2 separate regions of the Mus musculus genome follow, and region 2 is linked to region 1. Evidence: chromatin loops called from intact Hi-C (ENCODE). Cell type or tissue: left cerebral cortex. All regions are shown on one strand.

Region 1 (2,500 bases):
AGGTGGCTCAGTGGTTAAGAGCACTGATTTCTCTTCCAGAGGTCCTGAGTTCAAATCCCAGCAACCATATGGTGGCTCACAACCATCTGTAATGAGATCTGATGCCCTCTTCTGGTGTGTCTGAAGATAGCTACAGTGTACTTAGATATAATAAATAAATAAATATTAAAAAAAACCTTGTTTCAAAACAAAAATCACTGCCAGGCTGAAGAGATAGCTCTGTGGTTAAGAGCAAGGTGAGTCCTGCAGAGGAGCAGAGAGTCAGGCCCAGCACCTAAGTAAAATGGCTCACAGCAGCTGCTGTCTCAAGTTCCAGGATCTGATGCCATCTTCGGGCCTCTGCAGCACCTCGAGGTGTGTATGTATACATACATGCATACATGCAGATAAACATAAATAACTTTTTTATCTTTAAAAATAGTAATTAAAATTCCTCTCCTGCTGCATAGTAAGTAAAGCAGCCTACTGGAAGCCCTCCAGGGCTAGGGCAGCCTCTGCAGGCTGCACCGCGAGGGCAGCGAGTCTGCTTTGTCTTTCCCCCGCCTTCCTTACTGCCCTGGACACCTTCTCCAGAGCTCCTTGCTTTAGAAGCAGATTGTGCAGCCTTAGTCTGAGTTCCTGTGTCTTTAAAATCAGTCGCTGGCCCCCGCCCACCTTGTCACGGAGCTTCCATGATTAACTCCTTATTCTGCTACAGCGTCAGAAGCATCTGGTGGTGGGAACAGTTTTAGGAATAATTTTTTTTTTAATTAAATGTATGCTTTCAAAAACTTCTCATTTCTTGGGTTCCTCTTGAGGCCAGCATATATAAAATAGAATCTACGTGTTCCGTCACTATGACAACAGCAGTACTTTCCCCCACTTTGAACACTGCATGTGTGTATCAAAATACTTCCTTTTGCATGATCTCAGTTTATCTAGACAACATATCTGAGAGAGCAGATAAGAAATGCTGTTTTCTGCATGAAGTGCAGTGAATGAAGTTACCTCATTGTCACTGACTGGTGACAAACCTTTAACCTGCGCTCTCTTACTGCTAGTTGCACATTCCTTTATAAAATCGAAGATAACCTTCTCTCCCCGGAGAGCTTTGTGGTGCCCTGTGATAGTAATTGATCCTTCTAACTTTTATTTTAAAATATGTGTGTGTGTGTGTGTGTGTGTGTGTGTGTGTGTGTGTGTGTGTGTGTGTATGTGAGTATGTGAATGAATGTTTTGCCTGTGTGTCTGTATATGTACCACATGAGTGCTTAGCATTCCCAAGTCAGAGTCACTGGAACTGGAGTTATAGATGCTATGAGTCTCCATGTGTGTGCTGAGAATCAAACCTGGTCCTCTGCAAGATCAAGAGCCCCTAACTACTGAGCCACTTCTCCAGCCCCGCGTCGGCCTCTGAGTAATGCTAAGCAGGGGTGGCTATGGTCGCCTCGTCTGAGATCATCCCCAGTTTGCTTATTTTTAGTTTGTTTTGAGGCAGGAACTCACATGCCTCCAGGCAGCCTCAAATGCACTGCTTAGCCGAGGATGCCTTAGACCACTTATCCTCCTGCCTCCATCCCCTAAGTACTGGATCACAGACATGTGCTATGCCCAGTTTATGTGATGCTGGCGATCAAACCCAAGGCTGCTTACACATGCTAGGCAAGTGCTCAGCTGAGTGGCATCCCCGACCTTAGCTCCACTTTAAATAATGTTTGTACGTTTTAGCCTTTTCTTTACTACAGCACGTAAAAAATGACACACTGCGGACAACAGGGGCTCCCTTATCAGTGATGTCCTAGAGGGAATAGAAGAGGGTTAGACTCTCCTAAGAGGAATAGAAGAGGGTTAGACTCTCCTAAGAGGAATAGAAGAGGGTTAGACTCCCCTAAGAGGAATAGAAGAGGGTTAGACTCTCCTAAGAGGAATAGAAGAGGGTTAGACTCTCCTAAGAGGAATAGAGGAGGGCTAGACTCCCCTAAGAGGCTTCCTTCTCCTTTGGAAGAGGATGCCACTTTGGCAGACACCACTATTATTGTTCATTGCGTGAATTAGCATTTGTTTCTTCAAAAGCAATGTAACTCACTTAAATTTTCCTCAGCTTGCTTTTGCAAATGGGAATTGAGAGGGGCTGTCTCTAAAAAGTAATTATTTGTGGAGAGGTAATAGAAGTGGCTGCCTCCAGGAGGCATTACCGCAGCTCCAGTCCTGTCACTTCGTGTGAGCAGTAGTCATCCTCACTCAGGGGTCTAACATTCTTATCCTCTCAGGACTCCACACTCTGCTCACAGCCCATCTCAGCGCCATCCTCTCGGAGAGCCGCAGCACGGTACAGCAGTCCATCCAGTCAGCTGTGGATCAGGTCTGGCAGCTGTACCACCATGATGCCAAGGTAACAAGAGATTGACAGCCTGGGTGTGGATAGTCCAGGGGCCTTGGACCCTCCTTTCCCTTGGTACCTCTTCCTGTTCTGCCTCTGCTGAGGTCCTAGCAAGCACTGCACCTGGGCAGGGAGCTAAGC
Region 2 (2,500 bases), 51 kb before region 1:
TGGGAAGTGGAGCCTGGTCCCAGGCACCGCCCGCAGAACAGAAGGCAAAGCCATCTGGGGTCTAGAGCCAGCTTGGGAATCCTGCACTACGCAGCCGCGGCTTTCCAGGGAGCAGCCCTGGAAAACGCCGAGGGCGGACAGAGCGCTTTGAAAAGGGCCGAGGGCCGTGTCTTGGCGAGACCGTGGGAAAGTCTCAGGAGCAGTCGCCGCCCGGCCTCTTCCCGGCTCGCCTCCAACCTTGGCAGATGCGCCACCTGTCCTCCCGCCCACCCGCCTACGGATGCGGGCCGCCTGGGGCAGCTCCCGCAGTGCGCAGGCGCGAGGGCTGGGGGCGGGGCGGACGCGCGGTCAGGCGGGAAGGGACTGCCCGGCGTGGGCGCCCTCCGGGTCGAAGCCCTAGCTGAGGAGGAGGCTGTGACCAACTGGCAGTCCCAGAGCTGCAGCCGCTCTCCTTACAGAATGGAGAGGACGGCTTTGGCTGTCTGTGAGGTGATGCTGGGAAGGGAGAGAAAGACAGTTCTGAGAGGAGGGCATTGTGAGGAGATCCTCCAAGTTTGGGCGCAGGGATCTGGCAATTCCTGAGGTGGAGAAGAAAATGCCGTGAATGGCTAGAAAAAATTAAAATCCCTCTTTCTTTGGGACTGTGGGAAGGGCCTGAGGTATGAGGTGCAGGACCACCCATCAGCCTCGTGGGTCCTTTCTGAGGAACCGATGTGTTCCGTGTTCCGGGCTTTGCCTGTATGTGCGCTAACATCACCACCTAAAGCCGAAGACCTGAAAGGTCACCAACTATGGTGATGCCAAATATGGGGTGATTCTGGAGGGGGCTTGGAGGTTGGCCAACTGGAGTTTTAGCGTTTTCTATCCACCAGTGATGAGAGGGGAGTTGGAAAGGTGAGAAGGAAATGTGCCATCATGGAAGGGTGGATCAGGGAATCAGGTGGTAGGCAAGGGGACACCAAGCTGTAGGAGAAGGTGTGATATGCTCTCGGGGCAGCCACCGTGAGGTGTGGAGGGTTGAATCCAGGGCTCGTACATACATACATACATACATACATACACATTTCTATACATGTGGACGGGGAACTGTTTAGTTCTGGAAGATGGCATTGAATGAATACCTGGGCCAGCTAGCTACATGTGTTCGCACCATTGCTGAACTTGGCAGCCATTACCTAATGGGACACTTAACTCCAGGCCTTCTAAAGAACACTGCACAAATGAATACAGAATTATAGGTTCTGAGATAACTTAGAATATTCCTGGTCCTTGGTGTCTTCTTTGTCATCGTCAAAGGAAGTTGGGGGATTAGATTTAACAAGATGACAGAACCTGGGATGGAACCCAGGGCTCTGACTCACCCACTAGTCAGTATTCTTTTCCCAACTGCTATCATTACACATAAAGGCACTGGAAAAAATCTGAACAGAGAGAGCACAGGAAAAATGTGAAGGAAGATGTTAGGCTGTAGAAGTGTCCAGAAACCATCTTCATAATTTATGGTACGAATTGGAATCTTAGTTACCAAATTTGTTTACTCAGAGCTCCCTGCCAAAAAAAAAAAAAAAAAAAAAAAAAAAAAAAAAAGGTGTTGGCTAAGAGATTTGTTGATTTGGGGCCTTCTAAAGTTTGAATCCCAGCACCCTGGTGGCAGTTCGCTCCATCTGACCTCCATGAGCAGCAAACATGTGGTCAATGTATGTATATACTGACAAAACACTCATACACATAACAATAAGACTTTTAGGCCATTAAGGTAACTTATGCCTTTAATCCCAGCATTTAGGAGGCAGTGGCAAGATGGATCTGTGAGTTTGAGGCCAGCTTGGTCTCACATTGTGAGACCAAGTTGTGAGGTGCCCTGTGGGTGCTGGAACTGAACTCTGGTCTTCTGCAAGAACAGCCAAGTACTCTTAACTTACAGTCCCTTTCCAACATTCACAAATAACATAGCTAAGTATTTATCTTATTTTGACGTTCAAAAATGTTGATTTACTGAATGAAAAAGATAATTCAAAACTAGATACCACTCTTTTCCATAGTTGGCTTTTATTTGGGCAAGAAAATAAAAAAACAAATTGCAGTTCATTTTTAAAAAAATTTTTGTTTCTAGGTGAACTTACCCAGCAACTTTTTTTTGTTTTGTTTTGTTTTTTGTTTTTCAAGACAGGGTTTCTCTGTATAGCCCTGGCTGTCCTGGAACTCTCTCTGTAGACCAGGCTGGCCTTGAACTCAGAAATCCATCTGCCTCTGCCTCCCAAGTGCTGGGATCAAAGGCGTGCACCACCACTGCCTAGCAGCAACTTATTTTCTTAATTTCCTGTCTTGGTGTGCATAATATTGAATTATACTGTCTACTTGCATATTTTTTGTGTTTAGATGCCATGATCTGAGCAAATGTAAATCTGTCATCTCATAAGCAGAACTACAGTATTTTATAATAGAGTTTTAACTGTATCATACAAATTTGCTTAGGACCATGATTTTAAAGATTATGTTT

What was found. Hi-C counts contacts between places; a loop is a spot of excess contacts. Peaks named below come from ENCODE experiments on the same cell type or tissue, not always from the same donor. Only the 100,000 strongest peaks of a DNase experiment are listed, where the experiment ranks them.
Region 2: a loop joins it to region 1, with 10 times the contacts of the local background. A loop is called at or near these places in 6 of 42 quality-filtered maps.

What each region holds. Positions count from the first base shown.
Region 1 is chr19:4,645,471-4,647,970 of GRCm38, reverse strand. Gm960 (predicted gene 960) reads left to right here. Exons shown (of 15, transcript NM_001033447.3): 11 at 2,250-2,371. Among named protein-coding and RNA genes, the nearest start is that of Rce1, 21 kb to the right of the region's middle. In left cerebral cortex, no CTCF peak of the experiment used is centred here; DNase peaks (open chromatin) are centred at 700 and 1,481; H3K4me3 peaks cover 219 bases; H3K27ac peaks cover 1,955 bases.
Region 2 is chr19:4,696,166-4,698,665 of GRCm38, reverse strand. Gm960 (predicted gene 960) reads left to right here. Exons shown (of 15, transcript NM_001033447.3): 1 at 1-489. Among named protein-coding and RNA genes, the nearest start is that of Gm960, 1.3 kb to the left of the region's middle. In left cerebral cortex, no CTCF peak of the experiment used is centred here; DNase peaks (open chromatin) are centred at 243 and 1,314; H3K4me3 peaks cover 1,002 bases; H3K27ac peaks cover 1,819 bases.